Linked DNA regions of Homo sapiens: regions 1 and 2 are each linked to region 3. A link is an interaction called in ENCODE POLR2A ChIA-PET data of the cell type or tissue named here. Cell type or tissue: CD4-positive, alpha-beta T cell. All regions are shown on one strand. Links, peaks and the distances in the headings refer to the core of each region. The heading gives the core; the rest is flanking DNA.

The links. Peaks named below come from ENCODE experiments on the same cell type or tissue, not always from the same donor. Only the 100,000 strongest peaks of a DNase experiment are listed, where the experiment ranks them.
Region 1: POLR2A ChIA-PET joins it to region 3 with 14 read pairs; 13 of 35 experiments call an interaction of 5 or more read pairs at or near these places.
Region 2: POLR2A ChIA-PET joins it to region 3 with 19 read pairs; 11 of 35 experiments call an interaction of 5 or more read pairs at or near these places.

What each region holds. Positions count from the first base shown.
Region 1 is chr14:24,089,379-24,097,976 of GRCh38, forward strand. All of the region lies in intron 1 of NRL (neural retina leucine zipper), which reads right to left. It overlaps PCK2 (phosphoenolpyruvate carboxykinase 2, mitochondrial), which reads left to right and starts at 4,933. Exons shown (of 10, transcript NM_004563.4): 1 at 4,933-5,056; 2 at 7,514-7,759. The coding sequence starts at 5,028. RefSeq lists enhancers at 1-121, 1,037-1,086, 4,956-5,605, 5,259-5,328 and a silencer at 4,699-4,948. In CD4-positive, alpha-beta T cell, for the core only: CTCF peaks have their summits at 1,342 (motif pointing left) and 1,541; DNase peaks (open chromatin) are centred at 1,333, 4,783, 5,253, 6,213 and 2 weaker places; H3K4me3 peaks cover 2,181 bases; H3K27ac peaks cover 1,993 bases.
Region 2 is chr14:24,074,913-24,085,632 of GRCh38, forward strand. It overlaps CPNE6 (copine 6), which reads left to right. Exons shown (of 17, transcript NM_006032.4): 8 at 260-364; 9 at 593-679; 10 at 915-974; 11 at 1,237-1,370; 12 at 1,448-1,502; 13 at 1,594-1,645; 14 at 1,967-2,100; 15 at 2,242-2,478; 16 at 2,681-2,855; 17 at 2,976-3,175. The coding sequence ends at 2,818. NRL (neural retina leucine zipper) reads right to left here. Exons shown (of 3, transcript NM_001354768.3): 2 at 7,556-7,963; 3 at 3,750-6,656. The coding sequence starts at 7,936. The coding sequence ends at 6,324. Among named protein-coding and RNA genes, the nearest start is that of CPNE6, 8.7 kb to the left of the region's middle. RefSeq lists enhancers at 394-463, 804-2,003, 1,782-2,695, 5,858-5,907, 7,340-8,254 and silencers at 6,218-6,537, 6,748-6,917. In CD4-positive, alpha-beta T cell, for the core only: no CTCF peak of the experiment used is centred there; DNase peaks (open chromatin) are centred at 6,269 and 6,599; H3K4me3 peaks cover 1,466 bases; H3K27ac peaks cover 430 bases.
Region 3 is chr14:24,239,036-24,248,982 of GRCh38, forward strand. It overlaps TINF2 (TERF1 interacting nuclear factor 2), which reads right to left and starts at 3,588. Exons shown (of 9, transcript NM_001099274.3): 1 at 3,106-3,588; 2 at 2,855-2,959; 3 at 2,640-2,741; 4 at 2,169-2,276; 5 at 1,985-2,081; 6 at 1,384-1,840; 7 at 1,228-1,295; 8 at 1,029-1,120; 9 at 608-896. The coding sequence starts at 3,297. The coding sequence ends at 762. GMPR2 (guanosine monophosphate reductase 2) reads left to right here. Exons shown (of 10, transcript NM_001002002.3): 10 at 1-207. RefSeq lists enhancers at 1,827-2,356, 3,017-3,236, 3,307-3,566, 3,737-4,036, 7,888-8,087 and a silencer at 4,228-4,522. In CD4-positive, alpha-beta T cell, for the core only: CTCF peaks have their summits at 4,060 (motif pointing right) and 4,259 (motif pointing right); DNase peaks (open chromatin) are centred at 3,346, 3,666, 4,386 and 7,996; H3K4me3 peaks cover 2,375 bases; H3K27ac peaks cover 3,287 bases.

The DNA.
Region 1 (8,598 bases), core at 70-8,069, 150 kb before region 3:
TGGGACTACAGGTGCACACCACCATGCCTGGCTACTTTTTTATTTTTTGTAGAGAAGAAGTCTCACTATGTTGTTCAGGCTGGTCTTAAACTCCTGGGCTCAAGTGATCCTCCAGCCTCTGCCTCCCAAAGTGCTGGGATTACAAGGCATGAGCCACCACACCCAGCCCATTTTAAATATTTAAACACAAGGTTTGAGGGCCTCTATTTGTACTCCTGCCGCAGGTCCTACATATGTTAGAGATGTGTCTACATAAAAACAAACCATTTAAACAGAGATGAATGTGCTAAGAAGAAGAAGGGCAGGGTGCTATGAAATTTTCTTCCACGAAGACATACTCTAATACAAAGCCAGAGGGGATGCATCACAGGGACAGGTTGCCTAAGAAAGTCATGCTAAACCAAGACTGGTCAGGTGAATAAGAAGTGACCCTGCCTGGAGGTGTGGACAGGGTGGGAATTCCAGGCGGCAGAAACAACATATGCAAAGGTTGTGAGGCAGGAAAGATGTAGACATGTTCACAAAACTGAGAAAAGATCCACGTAGCCAGAGAGTAGAAAGCCTGGAAGGTGGGAAGAACAGTGATAGCTGAGGCTGGAGAAGTCAGCAGGGGCCAGATCATGCAGAGCCTGGGAGGTCACATTAAGGGTTTGGGCTTTATTCTAAGAGCAGGGAGAAGCTACTGAAGGGTTTTCAGTAGAGACATGATGTGATCAGATTTGTGTTCGGAAGGATCACGTATGTCAGCACTTTGTGTTTGTGGAGGAAGGCAACAATGAAATAAGAGTCAGATTAGAGGACTAATGCCGTAACCAAGTTGAGCCTGAGGAATATTTGCAACTGGAAGCACACTCTGAGACAGAAACTTGTGTGCAGGTGGTTTACTCGGGGGGGGGGGGGGGGCACGGGGGGGGACTTTCAAAGAAAGAGTAGCAGGACCCAAGAGAGGGAACAGTTGAATGGCACTGCAGTTGTAATCAGCTGAGCCTAAAGAGCTCTGGGGCTGGGATGGACCTTCAGAGTTGTCCCAAACTGAGACAAAGGGCTAGGCCTCTGTACTTTATAACAACCATTCATTGGATACATACTGCCCCCAGGAAGCGGGCATTGCATTTGGTGAGACAGCTCCCTTTGGCCACAGATAGTGCTCAAGGAAGTACTCAGCTGTGAGCTATCAGCAGCCAACACTCAGCAGCTGGAACAATGAGCATCATGATCCTGAAGCGGGAATCTGGGCTACACACCACAGCATCACTACTCGGGCTGTGAGACTTCAGGGATGAACCCAGAGGCCCCAGAGAGGACAATGCAGATCACACTCTGCCCCCTGGTGGTACTCCTTGGACATAGGGCCAGCTGGTGGGCCAGGCTCTCCCGGCAGGGAACTAAAGAAAAGTGTGTGGCAGATAAGGGGAAATGAGCAGTGCAAGGAAATCTGCACGTGAGCCCCTTGCTCCATCTGCCTAAAGCTAGAGAAGAAAGTAATGGTGGGGAAGAAGAATTCAGAAACGTGGCACTCATTCATTCTTTTATTCAACCAACTTTTATTAAGTGCCTGTTATAGGCCAGGTACTGCTGGGAACTAGGAGAAAAACAAGACTGAAATCATCACTCTAGTGAGGATTACAGAGATATAAAAGTAACTACAGTATAGTAAAGTACAAAAATATAGGCATATACATGGGATAGAAGCAACACAGATGAAATAGATGTTCATTCTAAGGGACGAACAGAAAAGGCCTGTGTGTGTGTGTGTGTGTGTGTGTGTGTGTGTGTGTGTGTGTGTGTTAGAGACAGAGTCTCACTGTGTTGCCCAGGCTGGAGTGCAGTGGTGCGATCTCGGCTCACTGCAACCTCCGCCTCCCGGGTTCAAGCGATTCTCCTGCCTCAGCCTCCTGAGTAGCTGGGACTACCGGCGTGCGCCACCACACCAAGCTAATTTTTGTATTTTTAGTAGAGACGGGGTTTCACCATGTTGGCCAGGATGGTGTGTGTTTAATTTGAGTGCAGATGCCCAGAAAAAGTTCACAGAAGTGCTCTGGAAACTTCAGAGTTCAGTACGTAGGAGAAAAGGAGGCAAGTGGGGATGTGGGGGTGACAACATTAGATAAATAGGAGTCAGATTATGAAGGACATAAGATATCATGTGATGGAAAGAGCCTGGAAGAGATTTTAAGCTTAAGAGTGATATGATCTAATTTTTAATGGTAAATCAAGGGGACAGTATAGGATTTATAGGGAGAGGGGGACTTGGTAATTAGAGTCAGAAAGATATGGATTCAGATTCCATTTCTCCTGCTAACCATTTGTGTGACTTTGAGCAAATGACTCTTTTTTTTTTCAATATACACAAAGCAATTTTATTTGTATGTACTTGTGGTAAACAATTAGAACATTTCATTCATAATAGGATAAAAGTATAAAATATTCATGAATAATTTTTTTTCAGAACAGGAATGGAAGTTTATTAAAAAGCTTTAGAGCAGGAATGAAAGAAAGGAAAGTACACTTGGAAGAGGCCCAAGCAGGCATCTTGGAGGTCAAGTGCGGCATTTGACCTTTGATTTAGGGTGTTATATGTTGGCATACTTCTGGGGTCCTGCCTCCCTTTTTCCTTGATTCTTCCCTTAGGGTGACCGAGCAAATGACTCTTTAAGCCCGTGTCCACATATGTAAAATATAGTTGTGAAACAGAATGAGATTATGCATGCAGAGTTGCTGACACAGAGCCTGGCACCTACTGTCCATAGCATAAACATTATTCTTCTCTCTTAACTTTCCAAGTGGATTTGCATGCACAGTGTGGGGAGTGGCTTGGTAGGGAGAGGGGTTGGTGTTTGGAGAGGCAGGAGTCCAAGAAGTGCCTTAGAAGCTATCACCTGAAGCCAGGTGAGAGATAAGCCCTGAACTAAGGCCCTGGCCATGGGGATAGTTGCAGACTTGAGGGCTAATTGAGAAGTACAATTCCAAAGGTCCTGGCATCTGATTAGCTATGCAGGATAAGAATAGTCTAGACTGATTCCCTTTGGGGCAACTGGCCAGATGATGGTGCCATTTGCTGAGGTAGGAAACCATGAGAGCAGGTGCAGGATTATGGAGAAGATGATGACCTTCAGGTCAACCATGCTGCCACCAGTGTGCACACCTTTAGGCCCAAAGGTTGGCCAAGAGGTATGTGTTTGCAGCTGGGTAAGTGTGGACAGAGTTTGGATCTATGAACTGGGGGGAAAGAGATCCAAATACATATACCTGAGGTTGAGTGTAGGCTAGAGCCTGAGGGGGAAGAGACGGGGACCAGTAGCAAGCCCGTGGCTGGAGACCAGCTCTCCTTATCCCACTATGTTCCAGCATAGAACTCCAAGAAATCTGAGAATCAAGACTGTTTCTGTTGCAAGTGGCAGAACTCCAATTAAAATTAGCTTGAGCAAGAGAAGAAATGCATCAATTCCTGTAACTGAAATCAGGAATCCATTGCTCGCCATCTCCCTGCTCTGCTTCCTCTAGGCTGGCTTCTGTCTCAGCCAGGTTCCTGCTTTGCAGTGCCAAGCTAACACTCAGCAGCTCCAGGCTTATATTCTACCAGCTCAGCAACTCAGCAGAAAGAGAGCTAACTTCCAAAGTTTTAGAAAAAGTCCCAGAGAGGGATCTCATGCCCATCCTTGAACATCCTTGATTGCTGTGGCCAGAGTGAGGAACACAAAAGTTGGCTAAGCTGCAAGCCTACCCCCAAGAGGGGTGACATCAGACCCACATGACAATACAGACTGAGGAGATGGTTCCCCAAAAGAAAATCAGGGTGCTATTACCAGAAAAGGCGAGTGGATGCTGAGCAGACACCCATCATAGATATGCTGAGTTTGAGGTGCTATATAGCATTGTGGGTGATATCCAGTGGTCTCAGGTTGGAGAGAGATGTCCCAATGGAGGTATAGCTTGAGAAATCACCTGAGGACTTTATGATGGTAGTTGGGTGGGCAGATGAGTTTCCTCATTGGATTGTGGAGAGAAAGAATGACCAGGCCGGGCGTGGTGGCTCACGCCTGTAAATTCCAGCACTTTGGGAGGCCAAGGCAGGCGGATCACGAGGTCAGGAGTTGGAGACCAGCTTGGCCAGCATGGAGAAACCCCGTCTTTACAAAAAATACAAAAAATCAGCCGAGTGTGGTGGCAGGCGCCTGTAATTCCAGCTACTCTGCAGGTTGAGACAGGAGAATTGCTTGAACCCGGGAGGCGGAGTGTGCAGTGAGCCGAGATCGCGCCACTGCACGCACTCCAGCCTGGGTGACAGAGTAAGACTCCGTCAGGGGAAGAGGGGATGTGCCGGGGGAGGAGAATGACCAGATCAGAGGACCAAGGAAGAGACCCAGGGGTAGAGAGACTCCACCATTTCATGGCAAGGCAGAAAGGAGCCTTGATCAGGAGGAGAAACGGGGATTTAGGAGTTGGGGACTAAGTGGACCTTAGCATTGGGCACTTGGACTACAGAAAGGCCCAGGACTCAGGGTGTCGCGTCCCCAGGAGGAGGAACTGGAAAGGCAATGCCCAACCCCCTAACTTCTAGACGTCTGGCCCCTGTAGTCTCCCGCCCCTGGCCTCGCCCCTCGTTCCTAGCTTGTTTGCCACCTAGTGTCTCTCCCGGGAGCAAGAGTCCTCAAAGTTACATCATGTGCGGCTGGGAGGGCGGTGGCGGATGGGGGGCGGGGCCTCGAAGTCGGGGGCCGAAGAGTGGACCCAGTCCTCCAATGGGAGAGATGGGTTTGGCGGTTTGGAGGCAGGGGTTGGGGCGGCGGCTGGGCTGACCTGGAGCCTGGAGCCCCGGGGCCGAGGGAGCTGGCCTGCCAGCGGGGCGGAGGAAAGCTAGTGCCAGCCCTACCAGGTTCCGCCCCCGCGCCTGCCCCCCTCCTTTTTAAGCGCCTCCCGCCAGCCTCTGCTGTGGCTCGCTTCGCCGCGCTCCCTCCTTCCCCGCCTTCCATACCTCCCCGGCTCCGCTCGGTTCCTGGCCACCCCGCAGCCCCTGCCCAGGTGCCATGGCCGCATTGTACCGCCCTGGCCTGCGGTGAGTGACCCCCGGCCCGGGGCCCACCCGCACCTTCCGCTGCGCTCGCCCCCTCGGGGCTGCCAGTGGCGCTCTCCTGCTCTCAGCCTCCGCCAGGTTTCCCATCCTAGGCGGAGGCGGGCAGGGGCGACTGCTGTGGGTCCAGCCTCCCGCGCCGCGCGTCTCTTGGGAGGGCAGCCGGCCGGTGCTCCTCGTTTCCGCCTGCACCTCCCCTTCTCTGCCTCGCTCGCCTCTGACCGCGCGATCTCTATCTGCCACTCTCAGAACTTCCTCTCTCTCCTCGCTCCTCTCTGCTGAGCCAGGTCTCCGCATATCCTCCTTTCCTTCCCAGATACCTCCCTCGGACCTCTAACGGGCTCTCAGCCAGCGCCCCAGGGTACTTCGAGAGGCAGCAGGGCCCTGGGGACAAGGGTACGTGAGCCCCGGGAGACTAAGCTCAGAGCCCCCTAAAGAAGGTGGAAGGTTAAATATCCATTCCCGGCCTCTCCCGGACTGGAAGGACTGGAACCTGGCGGGAAGTCCAGAGCAGCCCGAGGGACCTGGGCCCAGGGGAGGGAGGCAAGCAAGGTGGGAGGAGGGCGCCAAGTTGCCTTCGTTTCTTACATAGCTGGCTTCTTCCTCCGTCCAGGCCTGGAGCCCCCAGGCTCGTCCTGTTTGTCTGCCTGTCCTCTTAGTCTCCTATTTATTCTCTGAGGCCTCTCTTCTCAGCTTTTGTCCCAGAGTCGGAAGTGACCCACATCTGTCGCACAGCCCGTTCCACTTGGGCAGCCCTTGTGGGTGGTCTCTGAAGGAAACGTCCCACTTAGAGGGCTGCAAGAGGGTGTGGGGGCTTCACAAGAGATAACGTGAGCCAGGCTCCAGGGAGAGAGAGGCTGTCCTCAAGACTGTGTGCTTGAAAACTGATGCTCACGGAGAACTTCCCTCTGAGGCAGGAACAGACCCAGGTCCCAGTAGCCCTCCTCCCCTGCCCCTGGGGCCACACTGATCATCTATCCTGCTTTAGCGGAAACCACCCCAGCTTCTACCCCAGACAGACTCAAGCTCCCGTATCCATGCTCTGAGCTTTCTTCCTTCCCCAGGCTAACACCCTCTGAGTCTGAGCTGCCAGCAAGCTGCTGTTCCACCCTCCCACCAACACCAAAGCTCTCTAGGCATGTGGCCTCTAGGAAGAAGAGCCAGGGGAAGCACGGGGTCACGTGGTCCTGGGTGTGGGGGCAGTTTCTGATGGGCGAGGCCTTGATAGAGGAGGAGAGTAACATCCCCTTCATGGTCTTTGCTCTCTCGGGTTTACTCCACCTTGAGTCCAGGCCAATCAGAGCAGACGTTGCTTCTCTGTCTCCCAGGGCCATGAGAGGACAGACAACAGGACGCTGACCTCCTGAGAATTAAGCCCATGAACCCCAGCCAGTGACACTCATTCCCCAGTGGTCAACCTTCCGCAGAGTTCAGAAATACTTACCCGAGGGCAACATTTTATGCAACCATTGTTGGTCCAAGTGGGCAGCAGCAGATCAGGGCCTGGAAGCCCAGCATCCAGTCACCTATTCTCTGTGCAAGAGCCCTCATCTAGAAACCTGGCACTGGAAAGACTGTGACCTTTGCTTGGGGCTTTCATAGTCTTACAGCATACACACCAGAAGGAAAGAATAAACACAGCTGCCATTTTAATTTATAAAAAACTATACTTGAAAATGGAAATAAAATGGATGAGGCTTCAAATACCAGACATATGAAATTGTCACCTGGGCCCAACTTCTTGTCTTGACACTTGGGCCAAAGGCCCCTACTCATTTCTTTTTTTTTTTTTTTTTTTTTTTTTTTTGAGACAGAGTCTTGCTCTGTCGCCCAGGTTGGAGTGCAGTGTCCCGATCTCGGCTCACTGCAACCTCCACCTCCCGGGTTCAAGCGATTCTCCTGCCTCAGCCTCCTGAGTAGCTGGGACTAGAGGCACACGCCACCACATCCGGCTAATTTTTATATTTTTAGTAGATGGGGTTTCACCATGTTGCCCAGTATGGTCTTGATCTCCTGACCTCATGATCCACCTGCCTCAGCCTCCCAAAGTGCTGGGATTACAGGCATGAGCCACCGTGCCCAGCCATCTCCCTACTTATTTCTAAACGTTGATTAAACAGTTAAACATGGGCATGGGCTACACAGGCAGTAACATCAGCATGCCTACATGTATACTTCCACACAGCCAGGCATGTGCCTTTTTTGCTCATTTGGCCATATCTGTCCCTCGCTGAGCAGGAGACACCCTCCTCAAGCCTCATAAAGGCTACAAGATACATGTGTCCTGAACACATCCCACACACCAACTGCAACCTGCTCTTCATGGTCCCTGCATGCAGACATGTTTTAGCAGGCTGCAGCCCAAGCTTTCTGTCTCTCCACCACCTGCCTTGTCCACTCTCGATGACAGCAACTAGCTCATTGCCTCTGTTTCTCCTATAGGCTTAACTGGCATGGGCTGAGCCCCTTGGGCTGGCCATCATGCCGTAGCATCCAGACCCTGCGAGTGCTTAGTGGAGATCTGGGCCAGCTTCCCACTGGCATTCGAGATTTTGTAGAGCACAGTGCCCGCCTGTGCCAACCAGAGGGCATCCACATCTGTGATGGAACTGAGGCTGAGAATACTGCCACACTGACCCTGCTGGAGCAGCAGGGCCTCATCCGAAAGCTCCCCAAGTACAATAACTGGTAAGCCTTGGGCTCCACAACCTGCAGGATAGGTGCACTGAGGCCACTTTGGGTTCACCAAGGCAAAATCAACTTAACTAGAACATCCCAATGGAATGAACAAGAATGAGAGCTTTGGGGTAAACAGACCCAGAAACTGGGATTTGCTTACGCCTATAATCCCAGCACTTTGAGAGGCCAAGGCGGGTGGATCACCAGGTGTCGGGAGTTTGGGACCAGCCTGACCAACATGGAGAAACCCCGTCTCTACTGAAAAAAAAAAAAAAAAATACAAAAATTAGCCCAGCATGGCAGCGCATGCCTGTAATCCCAGCTACTTGGGAGGGTGAGGCAGGAGAATCACTTAAACCCAAGAGGCGGAGGTTGCAGTGAGCCAAGATCGCGTCATTGCACTCCAGCCTGGGCAATAAGAGCGAAACTCTGTCTCAAAAAAAAAAAAGAAAGAAACTGGGATTTTTTTTTTTTTTTGAGATGGAGTCTCACTGTATCACCCAGGCTGGAGTGCAGTGGCATGATTTCAGCTCACAACAACCTCTGCCTCCGGGGAATTGTCTCAAGCAATTCTCCTGCCTCAGCCTCCGGAGTAGCTGGGATTACAAGCATGCGCCACCACACCCAGCTGATTTTTGTATTTTTAGTAGAGACAGGGTTTCACCATGTTGGCCAGGTTGGTCTCAAACTCCTAACCTCAAGTGATCCACCCACCTCAGCCTCCCAAAGTGCTGGGATTACAGGCATGAGCCACTGCGCCCAGCCTAGTTTGTAGTTTGTATTTTATTTTAATGTTAAATGAAGAAGCTGATATAAATAAGATCCTTTGCTTTTTTTTTTTTTCCTCA
Region 2 (10,720 bases), core at 1,638-9,637, 160 kb before region 3:
TGTGGGATAAATAATAGGTCACAGCTCAATGTTAAACTTCCCACATGTGTGCATTTTATCAGTGGCCAAAGTCCCTAGCAGACTGAGCCAAAGAACAAAGTTCAGCAGGTGGCCTCTCCGGGCAGGCTGAGGATGTCTGTTTGGGCATGGAGACTCTAAGGCCCAAGTCCCCCTACTCCAAGTCCCCGAGTCCCCCTACTCACCGTGAATACCGCAGAGCATCTCCAACCTGACCCCACCCCTCCCCCTGCCTTCTCAGTTCCTGGTGTATGACTATGACTCCAGTGGGAAGCATGACTTCATCGGCGAGTTCACCAGCACTTTCCAGGAGATGCAGGAAGGGACGGCAAACCCTGGGCAGGAGGTGCCACAAATACCCCACCCCCAGAATCCCACCCAGATCCCTGGGAGAATCCTGAGGGTGATGCTGAAGAGACCACCATAGGTGATAGGAAGTGGAGAGGGTGGAAAGCACCTGGGCTCAGCTGAAGGACGGAACCATGGGGGTCTTGCTCTGGGAGGCTCTGCTGGAAGGGAGAAAGAGGGGTCACCTGATGGACTTGTGACCCTGAGCTTGTGGGGTGGGGTCTAGATGCAGTGGGACTGTATCAACCCCAAGTATCGGGACAAGAAGAAGAATTACAAGAGCTCAGGGACGGTAGTGCTGGCCCAGTGCACGGTAAATTTCACTTCCTGCTTCAAGCCTTGCCCCAGCCCCTGCCCCTACCACACTCTCAGGTTCAACCCTTCCCTTGTTTCAAAGACCAGTTTCTCTGCTTCTGGGAACTGGAAACCACCCCCAACTGCAACCCAAAAAACTCTGGCTCCCCCATGTTCCCCACAGAAGCCCTACCCAAGCTCCCTCCTCAAAGGACCACCCCATCCCCTCGCCTTACCCCTCTCCCTACCTCCAGGTGGAGAAGGTGCACACCTTCCTGGATTACATCATGGGTGGCTGCCAGATCAGCTTCACGGTAAAGACTCAGAGGGAGGGCACACAGGCAAGAGGGAGGGGCTGAGTCCATAGTGAAAGGAAGGAGCCCAGAATCTCCACTGCCCCAACTTGGGCTGCTCATGAGCCTTCGCATTGTCAGCTTATGCACCCCCACATCATTATGTGGCTACCTGTAGCCTCCCCACCACTCATCTTAGTCCTCCCTACAGATCCCAGCTCTGGCCTAGGCAATCTGGTGGCTCTCATGGTTGCAGCATGACCTTCTTCCCACCCCCACCCAGGTGGCCATTGACTTCACCGCCTCCAATGGGGACCCGAGGAGCAGCCAGTCCCTGCACTGCCTCAGTCCCCGACAGCCCAACCACTACCTGCAGGCCCTGCGTGCAGTGGGAGGCATCTGCCAGGACTATGACAGGTAGGAGAGAGTGGGGCGGGAGGGAACAGGCAGGGAGGCCTTGCCCAACGGATTCCACAGCTTTTTCTTCTCCCCAGTGATAAGCGGTTCCCAGCTTTTGGCTTTGGGGCTCGAATCCCCCCCAACTTCGAGGTAGGCTAGATGCGAGGGAAAGAAGGAGATGGGGGGCGTGTCAGTCAGGCAGAAAAGGCAGGCCCTCACTGCTCCCGCCTTGCCCTCACAGGTGTCCCATGACTTTGCTATCAACTTTGACCCGGAAAATCCTGAATGTGAAGGTAAAAGGGGAGATTTTCACCTGCCCCGCCTCCCCGCAGACACACTCCACACAGGAGCACAGACTCCACTCCCCAGGGCCCAGCTTCCTGTCCCTTCCACCCATCCCAGGCCTGTCTTTATCAGGTGAGGCTTCCAGGGCCGAGGCCCAGCATCTGCACCCAACTCTCCCTGCCAAGGGACCATCCAACTCTCCCACTGCTTAATGAAGGAACTCGAGGGGAGGGCAGTCCTCAGACCTGGAAGCATTTCCTTGCTTTAAGGAGTGTCAGGAGGGGGCCCTGCTCATTTCTGCCAGCTTCACAACTTCTCTTCACTCACAGAGATCTCAGGGGTCATCGCCTCCTACCGTCGTTGCCTGCCCCAGATCCAGCTCTACGGCCCCACCAATGTGGCCCCCATCATCAACCGTGTGGCTGAGCCGGCCCAGCGGGAGCAGAGCACCGGCCAAGCCACGGTAGGAAGACATGGCGGGCAAACAGGAGCTGTCCCATGTGTCTTTAAGTGGTGCCAGGGCCAGGGTCTGCACCTTGGTGGAAACGGTGTCAACGCCCTTGCACACAAAGCCAACCCTTCCACCCTCTCTGCTTGCCCTCAGAAGTACTCGGTGCTGCTGGTGCTCACTGACGGTGTGGTGAGCGACATGGCTGAGACTCGCACTGCTATCGTGCGTGCCTCCCGCCTGCCCATGTCCATCATCATCGTAGGCGTGGGCAATGCTGACTTCTCTGACATGCGGCTGCTGGATGGCGACGACGGCCCCTTGCGCTGCCCCCGAGGGGTGCCTGCAGCCCGAGACATTGTCCAGTTCGTGCCCTTCCGAGACTTCAAGGATGTGAGTCCCCCGGGCCCCTTCCGGCTGAAGGACTCCTCAGCTTCTCATCCCCCCAAATCTGACCTTCGTCTTCCACCATTTGATGTCCTGCTAAGGACGCGGGAGCCCAGCTGGCCACCCTGAAGCCCCACTTCTCCCTCAGATGACCCTGCCTCCCCTACTCTTCCTCTCACCCCTAACCACATCACTGTCCCCACCCTAGGCTGCCCCCTCTGCACTCGCCAAGTGTGTCCTGGCTGAGGTGCCACGGCAGGTGGTGGAGTACTACGCCAGCCAGGGCATCAGCCCTGGGGCTCCCAGGCCCTGCACACTGGCTACGACTCCCAGCCCTAGCCCGTGACTGCCTCCCTCCGGACCGACACTCCCTCAGCCTCTCAGTGAGTCCTGGGGCTTCCAAAGGAGTGGACACAGGGGGTGCAAAGTGGGGCTTGGTAGAGCCCAACTAGGCTGGGTGTAGTGTAGAAGAGAGTGCTTATGACTCTCCCACCCCCTCCCAGGTGCCTGTCCTGACCCTCGTGACTCCAGTGACCAATGCCTCCACCTCTTGGACCAGGTGTGCCCCCTGGGTTCTGGACGTGAGTGGTGGGTCCTGCTCCTATCTCTCCAAACCCCATACCCTTCAATGCTGTGGCCCCTCAGTGACTTCCTTGGGTGATCCTGACTTTCTAGCCATTAATAAAGAGAACTGCTCCTAGCACCTCAGCCTCTAACCATCATGCCTCAGATGCCCACTGGGCAGCCTGCAGCACCCCCACACACACCATAAGAAATGAGGACCAGCACCTTTCAAAATCTGAGACAGAGCTCCCCAGGCAGGCTGCTGTCTCTGCAGTCTTACCCCAGCTATGTGCCAGTGGGATCTGAGGAGCCCCCTCCCTCACCTCCCAACCCCAGGGGGTCTAGGCACCATGGAGAATAATTACAGGAGATAGGAGGATAATTACGGGCTGTCAGGAGGGCAGGCTGAAGCTTTCTTATAGCTGTCTCCAGAGAGGCCCTGCTGAGTCCCCCAGGAGCTGAACCCCAGCCCCCACACAGCTGTGGGGCGGGCCAAGAGCAGGTGCTGGGGGATACTGAAGGAGGGCAGCAGGTCTGCTAGTGAATTGGGAACATAGTGGAGCATCTAAGGCCTATACAGTCTGGTTTCCCGGGTGTGTCAATGTGTGTGTCTGTTCATGGCCTTAATGGGTCACACTCATGGACTCAGGGATGTGCAGTGCATGAACACACAGATTCACACACTTAACAATCACATCAGCAACAACAGCAAATATCATTACGTAGCATGTGTCAACTTTATGCTAAGTGCTTATTTAAATGCATTTATTCTCAGTAGGTGGTTACCATTATTTTCACCATTTTTCTGACAATCAAGTGAGGCTTGATTTTAACCCACCCATGGTCAAAAAACTGGTAGAACTGCAACTTGAAACAGGGTCTCACTCTGCCACCCAGGCTGGAATGCAGTGGCACGATTATGGCTCACTGCATCCCCGAACTCCTGGGCTCAAGTTATCCTTCCACCTTAGCCTCCTGGGTAGGTGGGACTCCAGGTGCATGCCATTACATCTGAATTTATTTTATTTTATTTTTTTGTAGTGACAGGGTTCTCGCTATGTTGCCCAGGCTGGTCTCAAACTTCCTCCTTGGCCTCCCAAAGTGTTGGGATTACAGGCAGGAACCACTGCGCCCCACCTAAAGCACTACTCTTAATCACCACAGTGTGCAACTTTGTTTTTTTAAGTATACTCAGGTAACCCAGGAGTATCATTTTGAGACCCAGGTATGGTACTGTATATGTGGCCTAGTTGTGTGCTCAGGTGTCTATGGATGGTTCTGTCTGTCTTTGTGTGCCATGCAGGTGAGAAAAGTGAACAAGAAAAGTAGTGGGTCTGAATTACAGCTCCAGGGCAGGCAAGGATAGACACAGGTGAAATTTAGAGTGAGAGAAAAAGAGCTGGGCTCCCGGAAGGACCCTCCCTGCCCCATCCTCTCCCTTCAACAATGAGTGTGGAAGGGGATGAAGAAAGAGAAGCTAAAGGTTCTGTGAGCCCCTCAGAGAGAGAATCCAGAGCCAGAGAGGATGGCCAGTGGCCAATGGTGGGGAAGGGAGAGGAGACGAGAGAAATTCTGAGAGCGATGGAGGAGAGGACTCCCATTGCAGGCTCCTAAGCGGAGGAGGGATGAGCTGGGATAGAGGAGGGGAAAGAGGGAGCAAGAACTGTGATGGGAAGAGAAGAGACAGCTGGGGAGGGGGTGGAGAGAGGGGGTAGAAAGGAAGAGGGACATATGGGAGCCTCTTCCCCCATGCCCGAAAGCTTCTCCCATTTATTATGTCCGGTAGAGGACAGATGACAGTAACTCGTGAGGCGGCTGCTCCCAGCACAACGCCTGTGCTCTGCCCAGAGGCCCCATCTGCCCTCCCCTTAGCCTGCTGAACTGGAGGACTGGGTTACCATGGAAACTGTGAGACCTGGATAGCCACTGACAGGCCGAGCTGGGCCACTGAGGCTTCTGAGTTTGGTGGTGGTGGTGGTGAGAGGGGGAGGATCCATCTGTTCCAATGCCTGCCCCTCCACCCCATTTCCATTGGCTCTCCATAACAGATGTGCCACCCAGCTCCAGGTGGGGACTTCCCTTTTTCTTGCTCTCTCTCTCTCTCCCTCTCTCTCCCTCTCCCACACACAGACACACAAACAGTAGCCTGAAGCAGGGATAAAGAATGAACACTTCTTAAATTGCAAGAACATTTAGCTTATTGCATTAGAATTCTGCCTGGACTTCAAGTTTAATTCACAAAAGCTGCACTCTCTCAGCAAATTGTCATCCCAGGAGAAGTCTCACCTCAGCCCTCAGAGAGGTGGGAGGTGGCAGGAGCACCCTGTGCAGGTCTGGAGGCCCAGACAGCCTGGAGGGAGCTGCCGAGGACCCACGTATGTGCTCACAGAGAAGCCAGGCTTCCTCGCCTGGGCTGTGCATCCCCTGCCTAGGCTGCAGCTGGGAAACTGCAGCAGGATAGGAGGTGCCTTTGGCGAGATTGTCTTGGGGACTTCTTGGGGAGACCACCGGGACTTCCATACTGGGGAGATGCCAGAACTGGAAAGGGAGCAGAAGTCGTCCAATCCACATGAGAATTAGATGAAGTAACACAAGTCCAGGAAGCAACTGATTTGCTCAGGGTGACAGGGGGATCCCATGGAAGAGCTGGGACTAGGACCCAGGTTTCCAGACTTCTGCACACAGCTCTCTCCCAACCCACACCAACAACCCCCAGAGCTCACTCTTCAGGCCTTTGCTGCTCTGAGCCCTGAAGGCCACAGGGTTGGGCAGGGAAAAAGCATCTCGGATAGAGGTCCTAATCTATCTAGTTGTTGGATATTGAAATCTTGAAAATTCTGTAGTGCTAAAATGGGGAGGTTACAAGCTTCAGAATGAAAATACAGCCTCATTGCTAATTACAGCTTTAATGTGTTACAGGTTGAAAACCCTGAATTAAAAACTAAACTGAGGTGGGAGCTGCAACCCTCCTCCACCTCCCATTCACTGTGTCACCACACTTCCACCCCCCAGTGCCTGGCACTGGTCCCTGCAGAGCTCAGCGTGCTAGTCATGTGGGCTGGGTTTCTGTGTTCGTAAGGGGAGGGGACCCCTCTCCAGAAAATGACCAGCATCTAAATTCGGGCATGACTTGAGGACCCAAAAGCTTTGGGGATATTTGCGCGGTCATACAGGGCGTGGCTAGGACCAGAAGGCGCTCTGGTAACGATGCAGAGAACCGTGCAGCCGCCTCCTGGGCGGAGCCACCCCACCCAGCCCCCACTACACCACAAGGTGCTCTGAACGGCTCAGAGGAAGAGGTGGGAGGGGTCCCCGGACCCGGGGCCGCTCGAGGTTAGCCGGTCACAGCGAGCCTTGTAGAGATCGCGCTCCCGGGCCAGGCGGGCCACCTCGGCCCGCAGCGCGTCCAGCTGGGCGGCCAGGCGGGCGCGCTCGGCCTCCAGCCCGCGCCGCTGCTGCAGCCGCTTGGAGCGACAGGCCTGCGCGTAGCCGCGGTTCTTCAGCGTGCGGCGCCTCTGCTTCAGCCGCAGCGCCTCGTCGCGCCCGCAGCCCCGCAGCTGCCGGTTTAGCTCCCGCACAGACATCGAGACCAGCGCCGCGTCGGAAAACCGCTCTGCCAGCTGCGGAGGGAGAATGCAGAAACCGGGTCAGCGCCAGGTCGCACCCGGCTCTGCCCTGAGGGCCCGACGCTACCTGGCTCCGCCCCGGGACAGCCCCGCCCCGGCTCCCACCTTCACCGGAAGGCTCGCCCTTCCACGCAGTCTGTTTCGGTCCAGAGCCCGCCCCAGGCCCCGACGCTCCCCGGGCCCCCCAGCTGACCGTTGCTCCAGTCAGGCGGGCGCCCCACGGTGCAGGGCCGGCCACGGTCAGGCGAGCCCGTCGCGCACCTAAACCCCGGGCTCGTCTCTGGGATCCCCGGCATCCAGCTCCAGGCCCGGGTGTGTCCAGTGGACCCGCACCCAGACAGCCCCCAACCCTCCAACGCGCTGCGTTTCCCTGTCCTGAAGCCTGCAACCCGGTGACCCTCACAGGATTTGGATTACATCCTAATGCCCGCAACACCCCCATCTGTGTCTGTAATTAATAGGATGAGTCCCAATCCTTCCTGAGAAGGTTGGGGGCTGGGAAGCACGAAGTCTTGAAAAGGCCAATCTAAACCAGTCTTAACCCAGCTCCACTCCACACATAACCCTTTCCCTGGTTTCCACACACCATGTATCTGTTTACCCCCCGGAGTCGCCCACTCCCCAGCTCAATTCTTCCCTTTGGATTCTCTGCTAATCTTATCTTCTCCCTGCTCCTCCTGGTTCAGCCTACTCATTTCTCTCCATTTTAAGAAAAGGGGGAGAAGCAGAATGTAGTTTTCTCGATCTGATTGCTTTCAAGGGACCTTCTCCCCTTCTCCTGCCCTCTGTCCCCTGTCCCAGTCCATAACCCCCTCTGGGAGCTCCCCTTCCTCTCTTGGGCAGTCCTCCTTCCTTGCCCTGCCTCCCCTCAGGCCAGCTTGCTGACCACTCACCTGGACGTGCTGGGCTCCTGTCTCCTCTGGGCTCCCTGGGTAGTAGCCATGGGGCCCATCAACAGGGACTGGGCCCTGACCCTGCAGCAGCTCCATGGCCTCTTCAGGACTCAGCCCCAATGCCTCCCCAGCCCCCAGCTGCTGCTGCAGGGTAGCCAGCCAGTACAGCTCCTCCAGGCCTGGCCGGGTGCCCTCGGTTGCCCCCACCATGCCTGGTTCACTGAAGGTGGGTGAAGGAGGCACTGAGCTGTAAGGTGTGGAGCCCAGTGAGGCTGTAGGGGGGCCAGGTCGGCCCTCAGAGGGTTCCCGCTTTACCTCAAACTTCATCAAGTCAAAGTCATTGACATATTCCATGGCCAGGGGGCTGGGGGGCAGGGCCATTCTGGAGCTGGGCTGGGAGGAGTGCACCTGCAAAGAGGAGGAGAGGTCTGGAGCACATGGAGGCCACCTGCCATCCCCTCTTCACCAAGTCCCTCTTCCCTCAAAGCCCAAGTGCCCTGGAGCAAGAGTTTGGGAAAGCCAGAGGGATGGTGCAGCTCTGTTCACTGCAGAGTCCCCACCAGGCTGAAGAGTAACCTTTCAGAGGGCAGGGGCTCCTGACAGGGGACAAGCAGCTGAATTCCTGAAGGAGGAAGAGGACAGCACAGCCTCTCGCCCCACTGATGCCTCAGGATCTATGAAAAGCAAGAGCAGTATGGCAGTGCTCCCAACCCTAGTGCTGAGACATGCCGAGAGGTCTGTCATCTCAAGAGGCATCATTCCATTTCCAAGCCATTTTTTTAAATTGCTTAATTAACTGTGACAAAGTGAGTGTATATTTTAGGACAGTGGGAAGGCATGTATGCTGTGAATTTTAAGAGCCAAGGATAATGTGTTCTTATAGCTCTCTGTCTCTCAAAGCACTCAGGGAAGTGCCTTGCCTATAGAAGACCCTCAGTGTACATTTGTTCTATGGATTAATCAATCAATGAATCCCTTTTGTAGGGGCAAGAGGCTTTATATGGAAAAAAGAAAGGTCCTAGAATTAGTTCTAGAAAGATCAGAATCAACTGGCCACCATCTTTCCTCAAGGCCAGTCTCTCCAAGGGGAACAGACCAAGATTGATTTTCCTTCTATTCAGAACTTGTTACGTTGTGTGAACTTGGCAGATCACCTTCACCCTTCTGACCCGTTTTCCCTTCTGTTCAATGAGGGCAGTTAGACTTTGTAACATATACCAAAGAGTGTTCTCTAGAACACTGATTCTGAACAATACCTATGAAGAGGTCTGTGCTCAGATAACTTTGAGAAATGTTGCCTCCTATCCCTACCTCTTACAGATGCACATAGCACAAGAGCATATTAACCTGAGCAATCCTTTAGTAAACCGTCTGTTCAAGTTCAACAAAAAGTGTCCTAAACTTATGTCACCAAGGAACTCTCCTGTCTGTTATCAATCATGGGGCACATGTTCACCTGAGGAACTTCTGGCTGGGTGACCTCAGATACCCTTCCCAGCCTTGAAGTCCAAGCTCTAGTCCAGCTCCCAATTCCAGTAACTCCCACCCCACCCCCAGAAGGTGCGCGGCATGGAGTGTTCATCCCCAGGGCTTAGACTTCGGCTCCTTCTAGATGCCCCAAGCCTAGGTAGCCTTCTTTCCAACCACATGTCAGACCCCCAGGCTCTACCCAGAGAGGCAAAGAGGAAGACCCAGGCCTCTCTCTTCCTGTTCCAGGGCAGGGTTGCTGCCCTCTCTATGGAACCTGTCACCCTTGAGAGGACAGAGGGGATGGAAACAGACACAGATTAAAGGAACTGGGTCTTGGCAGAAAGGAGATGGTGAGACACTGAGAGAGGTATCCAGAAAGAACTGGATGTACAGAAGGAGTAGTGGGGAAGGTTGTTTATCTTTCTGACGTGATAGCAGTGAGGGACACAGGCCAGTCAGGGTGGGAGTGGAGTAGGGTACCAAGGTGTTAGGATTCTTGAAAACAGACAACAGAGAGCAGGTGTTAAAGAGGGGGTTCTAGGTGAGCGGCCTGACACCCAGGTAGGCCCTGGATATACTCACTTCAGAAATGGCCGAGAGGATGTGGTCAGTGCCAGAGCCAGACAGGCACAGCTTCCCAGGAGACTGAAGGCTCCATGGAGCAGGGCCTGGTGCCTCTGCTCAGCTCCAGGGGGCTGTGGGCACAGAGCCCAAAGGGCATTCTTAAAGGGCCAGCTCTCTGAGGTCATCTGTGGTCCTGAGGCCTCCAACCAATAAGGTAAGGAGATCATTTGCATATCTTATTGGCCTGGGGTTGGGGGAAATGGAGAGAGAGGAGAGTACAAGTGTGCTTATTCTCAAAGAAGGAAAGGGAGCATCTTCCCCAACAAAGCTCCTCACTGATGATCCGACTCCCAAGTGCTCAGTTTCCCAGTTCGGACAGAAACATGGGTCTGAACCACCACCCCTCTATGTGAACACAACCCTCAGCCCTAGCCATGCATAGCCTGGGATTGGAAAAAGAGGACCAGACAAACTCCCAGCACCCCCACCTTCCAAGGCCCTGCAGCCCCTCATCTGTCTTTGGAGACTATAAGCTCTCCCACGCCCACTCTCACCGGGCCTTTTGGATCTGTTTCCTATTTTCAAGAATCCTCACATTTCTACCTCTGCCCCATCTTCATGCTGACTGGTCTTATGCCCCTCATAGCCGTCGCATCAGAAAGGAAAGCAACTTTTCCCACAGGGGATCTCCAGGACTTGACCACCATATTTTGTCTCTCCCATTCTTGCTAATCCAGCTTGGGAGAAAGAGTAGGAAAAAAGAGAACAGGGAACTCTGTTCCTTCCTTCTGGGCCTCAAGGGACATTGAAATCTAATCACCACCAGTCCGTCGGAGACACTTTTGTAACTGGCCTCATATGCCCTCTGCTTTCTCTCACCTTTTCCCTGTGTGTGTCTCTGCCCCTCTCTCCTCTCTCACTCATTCTAGTTCCCAGATGGCTGAGGGGTGACCTACATTTTCAGCCTAATCCCCTAACACCTCTTAGAGCTATCATCCCTGAGTAGGAGTGGGAACAGGGATACTAGGAATTATCCAAGGAGATGTTTAAACCTGTCCGAAGCTGTTTAAATAGGGTCTATGGAGTTAAAGGCCACTTCCTACCTTCTGAGGCCACCCAAATACTCCCATG
Region 3 (9,947 bases), core at 632-8,631:
CAACACAACATCCTGAAGATTATTAAAAGGAAAAGATGCTGATTGGTACATAAATCTTTTACATGGCCTTGGTCTAGAGGAGGCAGGCTTTTAGAATCATGTTTTGTTAATCCGCTTCACTAAATTGGACCTTCACATATCTAAAAAGCTCTGAAGTGTTTGTATATTTGAAATACCTCAATAAAGAGAGAGCTCATTGACTGTAAAGAGATGCTGGGGCTTTCTGTACAAGGCTAGCATCTGGGTGCTGCTGCAGAGTGGGTGGTGGTAGGGTCAGCACTGACCCAGTGGGGTCAAGAACAATGAGTATTATTCCCATGAAGTATCTCCATTCTAGTGCCACCACACCCAGATAATCTGGCAGCATGAGAATTTACAAAGTATATTCTGGCCTGAGGACACATATTTCCAGAATACCAAAGGACATTTCTCTTCCAGGCTTTCAACCCTGCTAACCCTTTTAGGCACAGCTGAACAACACTTAGCAAGGGAAGTAAAAAAAGGCAAAGGGATCCTTTCAGTTTGGAAGGGCCAGTTCTGTTTCTAAGGAATGACTTATGCTGACCTTATGGAAACCTTAATTCCCCTCCTTCACATCAAGGCAGTATTTTAACAAATCCAAAGTTTAATTATTAAGGATTACAAATATTTTTAGCAGTGTAGTTAGGCAATCCAAGCCTGGACTTCCACTTCATTCCTACTAAACTACTTGCAGAGCTGAGGAGGCAGGAGACTAGAGTACAGAGAGCATTTTAGTTCTATCACAAAGGTCTAGAACTGTCTCTACAGTCACAGGAAGAAACAGGTATGGCACCGTGGCCAGAAGGGGGTAGGTATTCACAGAGAGTGGGTATCAAGGTGTCAAACTTTGTCTTCTGATAGTTTTCCAGAGATTCCTGTAGAGAAGGGAGCAGGGAGAGCCTACTATCCGAAACCATTCCCTGAACCCTCTGAATTCTGAAGCATGTGGATTTCTCAGTCTTGTTCTACCCATCCCCTTTCCCAGCTTTCTGCTCCTTCCCACTCACCTTTCCTTCCCCCTGGCCATTTTCTTCCTCATCAGAGTCTAAAACCAAGTCCCCTATGGTAATGACGGAGCTGCACAGAGACGGAGGACACACTGTAGGAGGGAAACCAGAATCAAACTACTACTTCTAGATGAACACAGGCTCTTGAGAGTCCCCAAGAGAGGAGGCTGTTGATCCAATCCTGACTCAGACTACCTACCTGGCTTCCTGGCCCTAGGAGGTAATAATGATAGTCTCAGGGGGTCCATGTAGCAATCCAAGCAATTCCTGAGGTGAGAGCAAGCAAAGAGGATAGGATGAAGGGAAGGCAGGCAAAGAATGTGCTCCTAGTAAGAAGCAACTCTGTTCCACTCACTCCTTTTGCTCTGTGGCAGGCAAGTCAACTGGGTTCTCCTTCAGAGCCCTTCCCCCCAGGGTCTGGCATGGACTCTTAGACTTCCCAGTGGAGGCTGCTCTTGTGCCCATGGCTAGGTCTGCTGTGTATATCGCATGTTCTTCCTTGCTCTCAGGCTTAGATATGACCTGGGTTGGTGAGCCGAGATTCCTAAAGGGAAACAGCATGACTGTGGGGCGCTCCTTATGGCCTCCCCTAGTGGAGGCCCATTGGGACTGAACTCTTCGTCGGCCTAGAGGGGCCAGATTGAAGTGTCGGCCAGCTAGAGGTTCTGGGTGCGTCCTTGAAGATGGTCCCTGAGGAAGATGTGTGCCAGGCTTGGCTTTTGGCAGGGGATTGTGGAGTGCTAGTCTTTGTTGCTGAGGAGGATTCTGTTCCATGGGCTCAGCCAGGTTCACTGAGTCAGTAACAGAGCACTCTGAAAAAGAAAATGAGGCCCCTTATAAAGAGAACAGATAGTAACAGAATAACTGGTTTCTTATGCCCGGAGCCCATGGAACTATTCCAGTGGACTGCCTCAAAAGGTCTCAGGCTAAACACTACACCTCCAAATTCCTAGTACCTGGAAGCAGCCACCCCATGTCCACACCATATTGTCTCCAGGCAAGAGAAGAGGTGATAGAGACTCCAGGCTGCATCCAACTCAGCACATCCTGAAGCTGTGGGCAGGGACAGAGGTATGAAGACCACAATCCTTGAAACAGCCACCCCACACTCTGCCCTTACATGTTTTGCCCCAGCGAAACCTGCTGTGCCTGCGGTGTAGGCAGTGCTTTCTCCAGCTGACACAAGTACTCAAAAAGCAGCTTTTCCATGGCAGCCAGAAAGGGTTCCCCATACTCTTGTTCAAGTTCCTACAGCAGGGGAGATTAGGTCAAAAGTGGGTTAGTGGCCAGGCACGGTGGCTCACGCCTGTAATCCTGGCCATTTGGGAGGCCGAGGTGGGCGGATCACTTGAGGTCAGGAGTTCGAGACCAGCCTGGCCAACATGGTGAAACCCCATCTCTACTAAAATACAAAAATTAGCTGGGCATTTGTAATCCCAGCTACTCGGGAGGCTGAGGCAGGAGAATCGCTTGAACCCGGGAGGCAGAGGTTGCAGTGAGCCGAGATTGTGCCACTGCACTCCAGCCTGGGCGACAGAGCAAGATTCCTCAAAAAAAAAAAAAAATGGGTTAGAGAAAATAGCCACATAATAGCCTTCAAACCAGTCTCACCTGCAGCTTCGAGGCCAAATCCACAGGAGCCTCTGACAGCTGCTTCACCTGCTGGTAAAAAGTTTCCTGTGCCTCCAAAATCTTCCTCAGATCCTGCTTTGTCTGTTGAGGATACAGAAGACAGAGAAGTTAGCACCAACATCCAGTAGACAGGAGGAGCAACTTTGCTGCACCAAGTGTAACTGGGGTCAGGGCTTGTTCCGGGGATTACTCACAGCCTTGGGATCCCGCACTATAGGTCCAGATTCTGGAAAGTGGTGATTCAGGGCTTTCAGGACTTGGGCCCAAGGCCGGCCCTGCAGGATCAGCTCCACCACCACCTGTACGGTACTGAATTCAGAATCCCCACTTCGGGGCAAGCTGACCTTTTCCAACTAGTCTCATCCCCAAGCTGTGGGCCCTTGTCAGGTGCTCGCATCCCGCCCCTTTCTTTCTTTCCCCTTCCAGGTCCTACTTGCTCCAATACCTTGGCCTTTAGGCCCATACAAAGGCGTTCGTGGTGCCGGTAGCGAACCAAGCCAGGGGCAACAGCGCGCAGAGATCGCAGAAACTCCAGTACTCGCGGAAAATGTTCCACGCAGCGTCCGCGCACAACCTGCCAGCTAGCCGCGGCGGCGAAGCGTAGAGCTGCGGGACCCGCCACCAGGGGCGTAGCCATGGTCGGCGGGCTCCGCCCGGAGGCGGTCCCTCCGGGTTCCTCACCCGGATGGGTGAGGCTTTCCGATCACTCCTAGGGGCGGGGCTTCTGGCAACTCCCTGTCGCTCCGGTCTGTCGGCTCTGGGTACCTCGCGATCTGACTCGGCTCCCTTCCATCGGCCCCCAGAATTCTGGGGGAGGGGGTCTTCTGGCTCGGGCTGGAGGAGCCTGAGTGGAGAAGCTGACCGTCTCCAGTGGCACTGGGTCGCTCAGCTTTAAACGTCGCCGCTGTCTCGAGCCCGAGGGTGCCTCACTTCCGGCTCCGCTACTAGCTTCCCTTGCCCCGGAAAAGGGCGGTAAGAGGGAGCCAATGGGCGGCCACAGAGGGAACCGTGACGGTGCGTCAGAAGGCCACGCCCCAGCGGAGCTGTAGCTGCCCGCTTCCTGCACTCTCTGCCGGCTGACATGAGTTGGCGGCTGAGGCTGTCGTGGCCGCTGAGGCTGTTGTGGCCGTTCGTCTGGGTCCTCCCAGCCTTGCTTTCTTCGCGGAGCCTGCGGAGAAGCCCCGTCACTCCCGTGAGGCTCGACTTCCTAGTCTGTAAAACGAGGATCATGCCACCGCCCTTTCCCACTGTCTTCACCCATCGAAATTTAGTTCTTTAAATTCCAGACCCGAGCCGGCGTCTACAAAGCCTTCCCCTCTGCGCGCGTCGCTTCCAGTAGGAATTCGACTGTTCCTTTTATAAAACAGAAGAGGGCGCCCGCCCTTAAAAAATAAAATACAGGCTGGGCGTGGTGGCTTGTGTCTAATCCCAGCGCTTTGAGAGGCCGAGGCAGGAGGGTCACTTGAGCCCAGGAGCTCCAGACAAGCCTGGGCGACATGGTGAAACCCCTTCTCTGCTAAAAGTACAAAAATTAGCTGGGCGTGGTGGCAGGCGCCTGTAATCCCAGCTACTCGGGAGGCCGAGGCAGGAGAATCGCTTGAACCCAGTAGACGGGAGGTGGCAGTGAGCCGCGATCTTGCCTCTGCATTCCAGCCTGGGCGACAGAGGGAGAATCTCTCTCAAAGAAAAAAAAAAAAAAAAAAAGAGGAAGAAGAAGAAATAGAATACAGGCTGGGGGCACGGTGACTCACACCTGTAATCCCAGCACTCTGAGAGGCCGAGAGGGGAGGATCGATCCGCTTGAGCCCAGGAGTTCCAGACCAGACTGGATCACATGGCGATAACCTGTCTCTACTGAAAATCAAAAAAACTAGCCGGGCGTAGTGGCACGCCTGTAGTCCCAGCTACTCAGGAGGCTGAGTTGGGAGGATTGTTTGAGCCAGGGAGGTTGAGGCTTCAGTGACTGCACTCCAGCCTGAGTGATAGAGTGAGACGGGGTCTCACACACACACACAAATTAGTTTCTTGTTTTAGGATTCTGTTGTGCACTGAACTTGTCAGCCCCCTAATGTAATTGACTGCTCTCCTTGACTGTCTCTTCCACAGGCTTCCTGGTGCCTCTCATTTCCATCAGCAAGCACAGAACCTAACACACAGCTTACACTCCTTAATTGTTGGCTGGATTAGTTGCCTGCCTTGACCACCTTACAAGGATTTAGTGAAACTGCTCCGTCTTTAGCCCATGTCTTCCATTCCCAGAGATAATGGTTCACACATCCTTGTCTCCGCCCCGGATCAGTCTCAGCTGATCCGCACATTCGACTGCCCAAGAAACACCCAGTCCCAAAGTACCCCAAATTGGATATGTGTGAAATTCTAGTTATCTTCCTTTTTCCCTTTATTTATTCCTTCTCTAATGTTCTTTCTTTCTTATGTAGATATGAACTTCTGTTGTTTTACTTTTTTTTTTTTTTGAGACGGAGTCTCGCTCTGTCGCCCAGGCTGAAGTGCAGTGGCGCGATCTCAGCTCACTGCAAGCTCCGCCTCCTGGGTTCACGCCATTCTCCTGCCTCAGCCTCCCGAGTAGCTGGGACTACAGGCGCCCACCACCGCGCCCGGCTTTTTTGTATTTTTAGTAGAGACGGGGTTTCACCGTGGTCTGGATCTCCTGACCTCGTGATCCGCTCGCCTCGGCCTCCCAAAGTGCTGGGATTACAAGGCGTGAGCCACCGCGCTCGGCTCTTTTTTTTTTTTTGAGGTGGGGAGACAGTCTCGCTCTGTTGCTCAGGGTGGAGTGCAGTGATCTTGGCTCACTGCAACCTCTGCCTCCTGGGCTTAAGTGATCCTCCTGCCTCAGCCTCCAAAGTAACTGGGGCTACAGGCATGCACCACCATGCCTGGCTCATTTTTTTCTATTTTTTGTAGAGACAAGTCTTTGTTGCCCAGGCTGGTCTCGAATTCCTGGACTCAAGCGATCTTCCCACCTCGGCTTCCGAAAGTGTTGGGATCGCAGGCGTGAGCCACTGCACGCAGTCCCTGGCTAATTTTTTAAAAAATCTTTTTTGGTGGGTGTGGTGGCTCATGCCTGTAATCCCAGAACTTTGGGAGGCTGAAGTGGGAGGATCACTTGAGGCCAGGAGTTTGAGACCAGCCTGGGCAATACAGTGAGACCCTGACTCTACAAAAAAAAAAAAAAAGAAAAATATGTTTTGTAGAGAAGGGGTGTCTCTCTGTGTTGCCCAGCCCAGTCTATCTTCATTTTTTGTTTTTTGTATTTATCCTGCTTGCTGCTCTCTGAGCTTCCTGGATCTGTGTTTTGTGTCTGTCATTAATTTGGGGGAAATTCTCAGTCATTATTGCCACATTTCTTATGTTCCTTTATTTTCTTCTCTGCCATTCTGATTATGTGTATGCTACAGCTTCTATAATTGTCCTACAATTCTTGGATATTCTGTTCTTTTTCATTTTTTTTTCTCATTGCATTTCAGCTTTGGAAATTTCTGTTGACATTTCTTCAAGCGCACCATGTTCTTTGGCCATGTCCAGTCTATTGATGAGCCCATCACAGACATTCATCATTTCTGTTACAGTGGGTTTTTTTTGTTTTTTGAGACAATGTCTTGCTTTGTTGCTCAGGCTGGAATGCAGTGGCTCAATATCAGCTCACTGCAACCTGTGTCTCCCAAGTTCAAGCGATTCTGGTGCCTCAGCCTCCCAAGTAGGTGGTACTACAGGTCGTACACCACCACGCCCGGCTAATTTTTGTTTTAGTAGAGATGGGGTTTTGCCATGTTGCCCAGGCTGGTCTCGAACTCCTGACCTCAAGCGATCCACCTGCCTTGGCCTCCCAAAGTGCTAGGATTACAGGCGTGAGCCACCGTGCCCAGCTGAATTACTCATTTTCAGCTGCTATCTCTGTGTAGCTGACTTCTTGGGAGTCCGAGGCAGGTGGATTGCTTGAGCCCAGGAGTTTGAGACCAACCTGGGCAAAATGGCGAGACCCCCGTCTCTACAAAAAAAATTGAAAAACTAGCCAGGCATAGATGTGCACACCTGTAGCCCCAGTTACTCAGGAGGCTGATGTGGAAAGATTGCCTGAGCCCAGGAGGTTGAGGTTGCAGTGAGCTGTAATCCAGCCTGGTTGCAATGAATTGCACTCCAGCCTGGGCAACAGAGTGAGAACAGAATGCAATGGATGTATTTCAAAGTGGCTACTTTCCTCCTCCCCTTTGCCAGAATCACGGGGCAGGGGGTTCTCCAGTTTTCACTGTGGGATCCTGGTAAAACTTGTGGCCATGTGCCATGGCTCACACCTAGGATTGCTTGAGGCTAGGAGTTCAAGACCAGTCTGGGCAACATAGTGAGACCATGTCTGTACAAAAACAAAACAAACAAACAAAAAAATCTAAAAGTTAACCAGGTGACTGGGCGCAGTAGCTCACACCTGTAATCCCAGCACTTCGGGAGGCTGAGGTGGGTGGATCACAAGGTCAAGAGATCAAGACCATCCTGGCCAACATGGTGAAACCCGTCTCTACTAAAAATACAAAAATTAGCTGGGCATGGTGGCGCGTGCCTGTAATCCCAGCTACTCAGGAGGCTGAGGCAGGAGAATCACTTGAACCTGAGAGGTGAGGTGGAGGTTGCAGTGAGCTGAGATCGCACCACTGCACTCCAGCCTGGTGACAGAGCGAGACTCCATCTCAAAAGAAAAAAAAAAAAAAGCCAGCCATGGTGGTACACACCTGCAGTCCTAGCTATTTGGGCTGAGGCAGGAGGATTGCTTGAGCCCAGGAGTTGGAGGCTGCAGTAAGCTGTGATTGCACCACTGCATTCCAGCCTGGGAAAAACAAAAACAAGAAACAAAAAATAAAAAACAAAAACCAAAAAAAGGGTAGGGTCCCCCCTAAGAATGGGACCCCTAGATGTTTTGTTTTTTTTTTTTTTTTTTGAGACAGTCTCACTGTCGCCCAGGCTGCAGTGCAGTGTCGTGATCTCGGCTTACTGCAGCCTCAACCTCCCCAGGCTCAGGTGATCCACCTCAGCCTCCCAAGTAGCTGGCATTACAGGCATGTGCCACCACACCCGGCTACTTTTTGTCTTTTTTGTAGAGATGGGGTTTTGCCATGGTGCCCAAGCTGGTCTCGAACCCTTGAGCTCAGTGATCTGCGTGCCTCAGCCTCACAAAGTGCTGGGATTACAGGCATGAGCCACCATGCCTGGCCACTATAGATTTTTTAGCTCTCAAATTTGTCCACCCTAAGCCTCCAGCTATGAGTCAATTACACTTTAAGTTTTCCTACCCTGGTACTGGCTCCCCAGAAGTTTCTGTTTCTGTTTCTGTTTCTGGGCTTCTGCTGTTAAGTTGTGATTCTCTGTATCTGCCTTTTTGTCTCTCCAGTTTTAGGGGCAGCAGTTTGCCCTGTGCCCTCAATTCTCTGATAGATCCAACAAGAGTTGCTGACTTTCAGTTTGTTCAGCATTTTTCTTTGTGAGGACAGGAGTGAGGACTCCTAAGCTTGTTACAGGCCAGACTAAAAACCAGAGGTCGTTATCTTCATTTTTTTTTTTTAGATGGAGTCTCACTCTGTCGCCCAGGCTGGAGTGCAACCTCCACCTCCCGGGTTCAAGCAATTCTCCTGTCTCAGCCTCTCGAGTAGCTGGGATTACAGGCATGTGCCACCATGCGTGGCTATTTTTTTTTTTTTTTTGTATTTTTAGTAGAGACTGGGTTTCACCATATTGGCCAGGCTGCTCTCGAACTCCTGACCTTGTGATCCACCTGCCTTGGCCTCCCAAAGTGCTGGGATTATAGGCGTGAACCACCGTGCCTGGTCTACCTTCCCTTTTATAATATGGTCTTCCTCCTGAGCTTCGAATTTCTGTGCATGGCACCTCTCTTCGTGGCACCCATGAGTCAGAAACTCAGGCCACCACCCTTATCTCTGCCCTCCCTCCTCTCCAAATTGAATCTGTTATCAAGTCTAATCAGTTCTATTTCCTATACAACGTTCAAACCCACCCTTTTTTTTTCATTCGTACTGCTTCTACCCTAATTCAGGTTCTCCTATCTCTCATCCCAAGAGGACTCTATCTTCCTACCTCCAGCCCAACCCCTCTAATTTCTTTTCTATGTTGCTTTCATTATGAATCATGTGAAATGCAAAACTTGATCATATCATCCCTAATTGAAAGCTCCCCCTTACTTTCAGAAGAAAGTCCAAACTCCTAAATATGGCAAAAGGATTTTTAATGAACTGGCCCAAGCTTACCTCTTCATGCACATCCTTTGCCACTTTGTACTCATCATGCACCCATATGCCAGTCCTCATCCAGCTGTCTGCATTTTCCAAACATACTGTGTTGTCTCACATGTCTGTGCTTTACACGTGTTGGGTGATTCCTCTGTCCTTTGCCTCTTGGACTTGACTTTTTCTCATCTTTCATGGGTCATCTGGTAATCACCTTCATGAAGACTTTCTGTATCAGCCCAGGCAGAATCACAGTTCTCTGGGCCCCTCAGCATCCTGAACATCCCTCTACTACCATGCAGAACCTATCTCATAAGGTTATTGTAAGGATTAAATGAATTCATAAAGTGCTTGGAGCCTGGTTCCTGGTAAGTGTGACATACGCATTTACTGTATTTAGAATGTTTGCATGTCTGTCACCCCCACTGGACAGGAGCACCTTAAGGGAAGGGCTTGTTTCTTCTTGTGCATGTTACACTACTGATGCCTCAAGGTGTGCACCTTGTTCATGTGTTTACAGCTAGTAGGAACAGCTCAATTTTAGCTCTCTTTTTCCTGCCCCATGAGCCCTTTGTCTTGAAAGCCTTCTAAACTTAAAGGTTCAAGAAGACATGCGTTCAGGACCAGAATATCAGGTACATGATCTCATGGCTACTGCTAGCCCAAGAAGAATGCAGGCAGTGGGAATGCAGAAAAAAGAACAGCTGAGAAGAAAAATGAAAGGGCATCGTTCTTGATCTTCAGTGTGCACAGGAGTCAAACTCTTGGTGAGTTTGTTCTGGGCCTCTTCCACGGGGATTCTGACACATGAAGTCTATGGTAGGGCCCATCTATCTGGATTATTAATAAACATTTCAGTGATTGTAATAGAAGTGGTCTAGAGACTACACTTGAAAAACCCTGAGGTAAGGGAACAGTTTCATTCAAACCAAAGCCAAAATCCTCCAAAACTCACCCACAGGAAAATTTCCAGGTAGAAGAGAGTTATACAAAGAGTATCGACTCTGTCTCTCTGAGCCTCAACTTCCCTTGTGGT